Regions from separate parts of the Homo sapiens genome. Here region 2 is linked to region 1. The links are chromatin loops, found by intact Hi-C in ENCODE. Cell type or tissue: heart right ventricle. All regions are shown on one strand.

Region 1 (5,000 bases):
AGTCTAAACGAGTGACAGAGTCACATGCATCGCTGGCAGCATTTCCCGGTGCTCCACGGTGCCCACTGAGAAATGGGTGTCTTCGAGGGGACCTGGCATTGGCCACCGCCATTTCCCGAGCCCCTAGCAGGTGGCAGGTGCTGTACAAGGCACAGAGAACAAAAGCTGTGCCATACACAGCTGCCTTGAGGGGCTTACAGCCTAGGGGGCCGTTAGACTCTGAAGTCGATTCTGGGCTGCAAAGAGAACTAACATTTTTATTGAACATTTACTATGTGCCAAGCTGAGGACCGAAAACTGTATGTGATGATGGCTCATCAAATTCTCACAGCAACTCCATAAGGAAGAGCCTATTATTTTTCCAGTTTTACGGATAAGGAAACTGACGTTCCAGGACAGTAAAAAACTTACCTCGGGTTGCTGGGCTTCAGACCCAGGCCGAATGGCTCCGGGACGGTGGCTGGTATCTCCCTGTGTGCTGGGAGGAGAGCAGCTGCAGAGAAGCCCCTGGGATTGTGCTGCCTGACCCTGGGTTCTCTTTGGACACTGGGTGCCTGTCCAGAGAAGTCCTCTGAAAAGCAGAGCTGCCCAAAATCAGGAAGCCCTGAGACAGGGTCTGCCACTGGCCTTGGCTTGGGGCAGCAGAAAATAATACTGTTCAAGGAATCAGGACGTGTGAGTTGCTCTGCCACTAACTGGCTGTGTGACCTTCACAGTCACTTTCCCTCTCTGAGCCTCATTTGCCTATGTAAGATGAAGATTCTAAAATTATATGGGGCTACGGAATTCTATTATCTTAGGACTCCAGCTACCCTTGAAAATAGCCATTGCCCAGTTGATACAGCACCTCCTTCCTGCCCTCCTTTCTGCCCCACCTCCTGCCTTCTGCCCCGGCTGGCCCATATCTGTTGCAATGGAGCACTTTAATTTCCTCCTTTGGTTTCATAATTCAAGGACAGCACCATCTGCCACATTAAATCCACGCTCTCTGCTTGCCTCCTTCTCAAAACAAGGGCTGGATGAAGGCTTCATCCGGTTTATTTCATGGATGAGCAAGAGCTGGCAAAACCAAATGGGGACAGCTTTGGCCTTGCAAGCTGCGTTCATCCCCTAATCTTCTGGTAGGGCCCCAGAGCTCGTTCTGTCGCCCCCACTGCCTGCCCCAGCCAAAACATGATGCTGCTGCTGATAGATGACGTTTACAGAGGCCTTTCTGAGTCAGGCATTTTCTTAAGTGCTGTAGATTCATTTATTTACTTCCCACTACATCTCTGTGATGAAGGGGCTGATCATAATAGCCCCACTTTAGAGATGCAGAGACTGAGGCCTGGGAGGCTTCAGAAATTTGCCAAAGGCCCACACAGCCAGCCAACAACAGAGACTGAATGTGAACTGGCTGCGGAAATGAACACAGACACACAAAGATAGCCAGCCTGAAAGAAGCTGGACTTCACAGCGGAGCTCTCTGACTGCTGATCTTTGAAAAGTTGAGGCTGGGCACAATGGCTCATGCCTGTAACTCCAGCACTTTGGGAGGCTGAGATAGGAGGATTGCTTGAGCCCAGGAGTTCAAGACTAGCCTGGGGAACATAGAAAGACTCAGAGACCCTGTCTCTACAAATATATATATATATTTTTAAATTAGCCAGGCATGGTAGTGCACACCTGTAGTCCCAACTACTCAGGAGGCTGAGACAGGAAGATCGCTTGAGCCCAGGAGGTTGAGGCTGCAGTGAGCTATGATTGCACCACTGTACTCCAGCCTGGTGGATAGTGAGACCTTGTCTCAAAAAATAAAAAAGTAAAGTAAAAGAAAAGTTGAGGTCATATTTCTTTATTCAACATTCCTGCAACACGTTTTACTGAGCAGCCTGCCATATGCCATGTGCCACTCTCCATGCAGGGGAGCGCCCCACGAGCAAGGCCCATGGGGGTCGCTCTCATAGGACCGATCTAGTCCACAAGACAGGCACCAAGTCAGCAACTGAACAAGCAGGCAGGATCATTTTAGGCTGTGACAAGGTGTCATGAAGGAAATACAGTGGGGGGCATGAGGCCGGGTGCGGTGGCTCAAGCCTGTAATCCCAGCACTTTGGGAGGCCAAGGTGGGTGGATCACGAGGTCAGGAGATTGAGACCATCCTGGCTAACACGGTGAAACCCCGTCTGTACTAAAAGTACAAAAAAAATTAGCCGGACGTGGTGGCGGGCGCCTGTAGTCCCAGCTACTCGGGAGGCTGAGGCAGGAGAATGGCGTGAACCCAGGAGGCGGAGCTTGCAGTGATCCGAGATTGCGCCACTGCACTCCAGCCTGGGTGACAGAGTGAGACTCTGTCTCAAAGAAGAAAAAAAAAAGAGAGAAAGAAACGGGCGATGCTCAGGGAAGCCTTCCTGAACGGGAGGGTCTCTGGGCTGAGGGGATTGAGGCTTGCTGTAGGCTTTCCCGACCTTGGCACTGTGGACATTGTGGATCCCATAACTCTTTGTTGGGGGGTTGGCCTATGCATTATAAGATGTTTAGCCGCATCCTTGGCCTTTACCCACGAGATGCCAGTAGCATCCCATTTTCCAGGGTGACAACCAAAAAATGCCCCCAGACATTGCCAGGTGTTCCCCTGGAGGGCAAAACCACCTCCAGTTGAGAACCCCTGAGTCACGAGACTGGCAAAGCGGACAACATGGGATGAAGGAATAGCCAGGCGGGCTGCAAAGCTGCTCAAAGTGTTTGAGATCCAGGAAGAAGGCTGGTTTGGCTGGAGGGCAATGGGCCAGGGAAGGATGGCAGGATCATCATGGCCACTTGCTCTGTGAAACTCTCCAGAAAGTACTCAGCAACATTCATGGAGTCCCTTTGCTGTGCCAGGCATTGTACTAGCTGTGCCCAAGGACACAGCACATGCTCCAAGGTGATAATAGTCGGGTGGCTGGATAAGACACAACAGCTGTCAGCCTGATGCTATCCATGGTAACAGAATATTCTGGACCAAAAGCAAGCAGAGAGGCACTCCAAGGGCAGTGGCCATGGTGAAAAAGATGCTGGAGAAGGCAATGTCTGGGCCCCTTTTTGAAGAGGAGAGAGCAGGCAGCTGTGGCCTTCACCTTCCCAGCTCCCGCCCCTCCATTGCCCATAGCAACTGCCTGTCCCCATGCCCAGCTGCACGCGGTTTTGGTGGAATTTCTAATTATGGTGCCCTGCTAGACTGGCCAAGGGGCTGGCATGAGACCCAAGCTTGGCCACCATATACTTTCTTCCTGGAATCAGGATATTGGCCAGAGAAACCCAAGGGCATTGAATGGCTAGAGTCAGTTTTTCTAATGGAAGTGGAACAAAGCATGTTCTTTTGTTCTGGCATAATTTTTTGACTATCTCAACTCCCTAAGAAGCAATTGTTTCTCTCTCTTCCAAGGCCTATTTTTCAGCTTTTCCTTCCAAAGCCCTTTCAATACACCTCTATTTAATTCACCAGAGTGGGTTTCCAATGTTTGAAACCCCAATTAAAATAGAAACAGTATAATGTGAACAGGGATAAGAGAGTGTAGGTTTCTGATTCACTGTGCTCACCACTTTACATTAAATAAGCTGTGTGTCCCTCTCTCTCCTAGTTACAAGCAGGATGCTTTGCCAAGGCCTGACTGTGTCTTTTTCTCTTCATATCCACAGTGCCCAGCTCAGGGTTGACTTCTCCTCTGCACCTGCCATGGTTTATAATTATGCATTTCTTTGTGGGATAATTTGTTTAATGTCATCTACTCTATGTTGGAAGTCCCATGAAAATAGAATGCATGGAGCCCAATTTATTAGGAAGACCAACTGTCCCAATTTGCCTGGGGTGGGGTGGGGGATTTCTGAGACATGGCTTCCAGGGCTAAAATCAGGAAAGTCCAGGGCAAATTGGAGCAGTGCCCACCCTACCAGTGTCTGGCATATAGGAAGTCTTCAAGCACCAGTTGTCCCGGTCACTCAAGGAATATATGTTGAGATGAACGGAGGCAAACTGCAGCACAGCAGAAGGCATATTCTTTCATGCAAAAACATTTCTTCATGCCTGCTGTGTGCCAGGTAACCAGCTTGTCAGAAGCAGAAGATTCAAGGAAGGAAATCCCAGCAGCCAGGGCTGCCATAGGATTGTAGGTTGAAATCACACTGCATGAGGTCTTGAGCATCAGGCTAAGAAACCAGCATGCAGCACCCAGATGAGGCAGGTCCCCTCTGATTTAGGAGAAGGGAGGAGATATGAAAACATAGTAATTTAGGAATGATGCATTGGCAGCGCCTCCCAGGGACTCTGATAAGGAAACCACTGCAGGAGGAATCCGCAGGGGCTACTGAAACAGGGGACAGAACCTGAAGTGAGCGGGTTATTTGGTTGTTTCTTTCCAAATTCTGCACTGGGCAGAGAGAGGGTTTAGCAACTTCCTTTTTCGTCTCAAGCACAGCCATCTGCTCAGTTCAACAAGCAGAAAATCCACCCCCAGGAAACGTGAATTTATTTGTGGGTATGTGATGGATCCTACGTCTTTACTCCTTAGGAAGATTCAGCTACACAACCCATGCCACGGGGCCATCCTCTTGATAGGTTTCAACTCTGTTGCTGAGCGGATGAGAACACGTTTATGTGCAGGTGCTATCGACAGTGTTTTTGTCTGCCTGCCCCCAACCCAGTCTTATATTGAAAGTGAACCCCCAGGCAATGGTATTAGTAGGGAGGCCTTTGGGAGGTGATTAGGTCATGAGGGTGGAGCCCCATTGATGAGATTAGTGCCCTTAGAAAGAGACCCCAGAGAGCTGCCTGGCCTCTTCTGCCATGTGAGGGCACAGCAAGAAGGAGCTGTCTGTGAACCACAAAGCAGACCCTCGTCAGATTCCAAACTGCCAGTGACTGATCTTCAACTTCCAGCCTCCAAAACTGCGAGGAATAAATTTCTGTAGTTTATAAGCCACCCAGTCTATGGTATTCTGCTATGGCAGCCTGGAATGACCAAGACAGCAGCCAAATGAAC
Region 2 (5,000 bases), 100 kb after region 1:
CTAGGATTTATAGGCTTGAGCCACCGTGCCCAGCCGTAAATAGAAATAACCAAAAAATTTTTCAGCAATTAATCAAGCTTCTAAGGAGAAAATTTTAAATACTCTGTGATTTGCATACATATATGACAGGATAAAATAATTGCAAGAGAACTAGTCAAAAATATCAACTCTCAGATTAGATAGTCACTCATTCAGGACTGTATTGGGTGAAGGGGATATAGTGCTAAACAAGTCAAGTGTTCTTCTCACCCTCAGGAAGCTCATAATTTAGTAAAAGCCACAAACTCAAATATCAACAGGGGCCAGGCAGCAAGGGGAAAGCAGTGAAATCCACCAACAGGCCCATTCCCAATATTTCCTAATATTTGCAGGTCCAGGGAAAGAATATAAATGGAAGCCCACTCAACATAATCTAGATACTCACAAGCTCTAAATCAAGTTATCAAATTTAATTTAATTTTTTTTTTTAATATGGAGTTTCGCTCTTGTTGCCCGGGCTGGAGTGCAATGGTGCGATCTCGGCTCACTGCAATCTCCGTCTCCCGGGTGCAAGCAATTCTCCTGCCTCAGCCTCCCAAGTAGCTGGGATTATAGGCATGCACCACCATGCCCAGCTAATTTTGTATTTTTAGTAGAGACAGGGTCCTCTATGTTGGTCAGGCTGGTCTCGAACTCCCGACCTCAGGTGATCTGCCCACCTCGGCCTCTCAAAGTACTGGGATTACAGGCGTGAGCCACTGTTCCCAGCCAAATTTAAGTAACTTCTAATCTCTTATCTTGACAAATATACCTTTATAACCACCTGGAAGGCCAGGTTCAAATTTAGAGTTCTCCCTTGCCTGAAGATGATGACTTAGGAAAAACTGGTCCCCAGTCCAGAGTCCTCCCTCTTCAACACCTGCTCTTCTTCTCTTCTCATATCTGACTCCATTTCATACAGCAGGGGGCTTTGCGCAGGTGGGTGGACACTCTGGCCTGCACATACAAGCATCATCCTCTTCCTCACCAAATAATAATAATAAAAAAACAGCTTTTCATTGCCACCCCTTGGGTCCCAGGGTGTGCACCCTGGCAGTGCTGGGTGAATTAACTAAGAAAAGAGGTCTCTGCTGGCTCCAGAAGCAGGCTCGGGTAATTTGGGCTGGGCATTCAGGGTCTCTTGGTACCTGCAGTATGGTCTAGAAGAGGCAATGCAGGCATCTATTGGCTCCTCAGACTTCTTGCAGCATGGAGAAGGGCCAGGGTAGACCCTCGAAAGCAGGCCAAGGGCAGGGGCCCCACTTCTCTGGGCCTTTGGTCAACACCAAAGACTGGGTAGAGACCATGGCGAATTGGAGAGCAAACGCCCCATCTTACAACAGCAGCAGCTGCTCAACTCCAGCCCCAAATTATCATATGTAGGAACACACATCCAGATGGCCACATCTTATACTTTTTGAAGAAAAGACACAAATCTGGATTTTCCTATGAAGTTTCATAATTTTTACATGTTAGCAGGTAATAAGAATAAAAACGTAAATTACTCCGCTGGCCAAACTAAAAATATCTGTGAACCACCTGCCTGTGACTTCTATGAAGGAAAGCAAACCAAACTTCTGTTTACATGTTGCTTGACCACCGTTTAGTTTTGAAAATGATATTCTCCAACTCATTAATGTCACTTGAGCCCATAAGTAAATGATGTTGTCTCCATGGCTGTATATATGTTTGAATTTCATGCATATCTTGTTCCCCAGCAGAATTCCAATTTACCTGGCACCTTCCAGTACCGATGTCTGTCCCCATAAGCCATCAGAAAAGACCTGATGTATGGATCTACACATTTTTCTTCCCTGATGCTGACTTTGATCATGCTCTTCTCTCTGACCTTCCATCTTAACCTGGGCACAAAGCTCTCACTGCACTGCTCGTATCTCTTTACATGGCTGCTTAAATGCCATTATCTCCTTACATGGCTGTTACTTTGAAAATTATCTCCATGTCCCCAGGGCCTATCACTGAGCCTGTCATGTGGTAGACACCTAGTACATTTTGTTTGTTCTGGAACTGAATTCATTGGTGTTTTGTTCTCCACGATGACCCACATCTCCCCAGTCAGATATGAATAATAATTATAGATGATAGTTCTTGGACATTTGCTATAGGCTAGGTACGATGCTAAGAGCTTTATACATATTACCTCGTATAATCCTTTCAACTAACTGCTCAAAAAATGTTATCCTCATTTTCCAGATGCTGAATCTGAGGTTCAGAAAGACAAAAAGACCTGCTCACAAGTCTCTCAGCTGGCAAATGGGAGAGGTGGGACTTGAGCCAATCCTGCCTGCTCTGAAAGGTCTGTGTTCTTAACCAGGAAGTCGGTGCCTCCCTAAATGTCCTTGAGCTCTTTTGGATAGTACACAGAGGAACTGTCTCTTATTTTGATTTCTAGACATTTGTTCCACTCAATATGCATTTATTTCAGTGTATATTAGGAAAAATAAATAACAGTAACTTCTTATGGCATATCATATTGATTTTTCATTTACATTAGTAATACGGAATTTTCCTTTTAACTTATTTACTTAAGTTCTAAAATATTGAGTCCATTTACAAACAATGTTGAATGAATAATAAATACGATATGTAGTACAATAATACAATACAAATTATGTATCAAGTATATACAAAGGACTAGGATTTGAAAAATACTGCCTCAGAAACCACCATATATGGGTTTAAAAGAAACACACACACAATGAAACTAATAATTAAACTCTCACCACTCTCACTTGGAACTTGCATTTCCAAGTTTGTAGAATGTTGCTTAAAAAAAATATTCCAGACCCTGCCTAATGAAGACTCCAAGCAGTCTCTAAATTGCTAACTTTGAAGCATGTTTATTTCTTTTTCCTGTTTCTATTTTTGGAATTTAAATGGCTGAATGGATTTTTAAAAATTGCCTCTAAATAAAAAATGAGCCAGGGGCCTGGAGCTCTCTTCTGTCTCATTTGAACTCTGAGCAAATGGTGAATTACAACACCCCTGGACATAGTGGTTTCTAACTACCAAGCTGCCAGGCTTTTAAATAACAGCAGCACCGAATTGTGGCCATAATGCTACCTATTTCCCTTGATAAATTATTTATGCACTTATTATATTTTACATGGGCTGCTGAATCTGAAGGTACTTCTTTGGGGGCCAGGTGATTTCAAGAAGCCCATTACTGAGAATCAACTCAACAACATTAGAAACTAGCACATCCAATTGTATGTGATATTACTCATTAATATTACATCGTTACTGCCTCAGCAGTTGTTTTGGGTGGTGATAACTTTATGTGTGTGTGTGTGTGTGTGTGTGCATGCACTATCCAAAGGCTTCAAGGCAATCCACTTCATTAAGAAGCTGTTTAACATTGAGGGTACATCAATAAAAACTAGCTTAATGCAATCGTGGAACTGTACCTAAGATGACTCGGCCAAATGAAGCTATTACCCATATAATGTGTTTCACACAAGATGGAAATGGTTTACTAAGTTTATAAAATCACTCTCCAGGATTTACAGTGACTGATTTGCTGTAAGATCAGCAGTGTGGTAGAAGTTTTATGCTAACAGTAACTTCACATATGCTCTTAGGAAATTGCTATATTTTCCTCCAAAACAACACAAAACAGCAATGAAATAGAGAGCACTGTTTGTAAAATGTTCCAAAGCACGCTTGTAATTCATCCTAACATTTAGTATTTGGACTTTGTTTGTGACTTGCATAGAAGAAACAAATTAATTAATTCAGCCTTAATTCAACAAACACTCATTAAACGCTTACTATGTGCTGGACAAAATGCTGGGCCCAGGGAACACCAAGGAGAAAAGAAGAGTCCCTGACCTGGAGGAGCAACTCCAGTAGGTAGGCTCTAAATGGTCAATTCCATAATTGTCAATTATGCCGCTAAGTGTCCATGCCAACTAGGAGAAGACACTCACTTCTGCTCCAAGGGCAGAGAAGGCCATGCATGCTTAGTAGAAGCTCCCCGGGCAAACAAAGCAGGCGAGACCTACGGTAATTTTATGGTGGGCATGTGAGACACTTGTTGATTCCTCCAGAGCCTTTCCCTCCTCCTTTGCTAGCTGAGTCCTGATTTTGTTTATGTTTCAGGTTGAGCTCCTTTGGTCTCAGGGAAGGTGGGTCCATGTCTGATCTAGATCAAGGAATGTGACCCAGCTCTGACCAAAAAGATGTAATAGGGAGTGAGCAAGTGGAAAAGGCCTTTCCTATCTGATCAGAGGAATGTTCATGATGAGAAACTCTAGGCTCTTTGCAGCCCTTTCCCTCTAGCTTCTGAATGCCTGTGTGATGACAGGGACTGTGGCAGATTTCTTAAGACCTTGGAGGGAAGACCAAAAACGTCTAGAGATTCCAACCCAGATCCCTGACATCACTAGCCTTCCAGCACCAGCAACCACCCACTCCAGCCTTCTTGATGTGTGAGAGAAGTAACCTCCAATTGTTTAAGGCACTGTGTTACTTGCTGCAAATAGCATTCATGACTTATTGCAAGTTTGTGGAAACACAAGTTTTTCAGGGTGCTTGAAGCAATGCTCTTAAAGGGTTGCAAGGGATGATGCTGAGACGTCAAGCAGGTGCCAGGCTGTTGAGGGCCCTGATGCCACATTAAAGGAGTTTAGCAGTGCTTTCCAGGCAATGGGTCCTTTCCCAGTGGGATACATCAGATGACTGGAGGCAGCACACATATAAGGCAATGCATAATCTTGAATCACACAACCAGACATTTAGCTCTGTTCCCATTCTCTTTCAGTCCTTCTAATTACATAAAGAAGATCTTTCAAAATTGGCCTAGGTGGCTCACGTCTATAATCCCAACACTTTGGGAGGCCAAGGTGGAAGGATCACTTGAGCCCAGGAGTTCGAGACCAGCCTGGGCAATATGGTGAGACTCTGCCTCTACAAAAAATTTAAAAAATTATTAGCCAGGCATGGTGATGCACACCTGTGGT

The links. A loop is a pair of places that touch in the nucleus more often than their neighbours do. Peaks named below come from ENCODE experiments on the same cell type or tissue, not always from the same donor. Only the 100,000 strongest peaks of a DNase experiment are listed, where the experiment ranks them.
Region 2: a loop joins it to region 1, with 5 times the contacts of the local background. A loop is called at or near these places in 47 of 110 quality-filtered maps.

Annotation. Positions count from the first base shown.
Region 1 is chr5:173,771,543-173,776,542 of GRCh38, forward strand. It overlaps LOC124901138 (a long non-coding RNA gene), which reads right to left and starts at 915. Exons shown (of 2, transcript XR_007059060.1): 1 at 412-915. RefSeq lists an enhancer at 1-737. In heart right ventricle, no CTCF peak of the experiment used is centred here; a DNase peak (open chromatin) is centred at 2,794; H3K27ac peaks cover 1,997 bases.
Region 2 is chr5:173,876,435-173,881,434 of GRCh38, forward strand. No RefSeq gene overlaps it. Among named protein-coding and RNA genes, the nearest start is that of CPEB4, 9.4 kb to the right of the region's middle. In heart right ventricle, no CTCF peak of the experiment used is centred here; a DNase peak (open chromatin) is centred at 2,307; H3K27ac peaks cover 2,128 bases.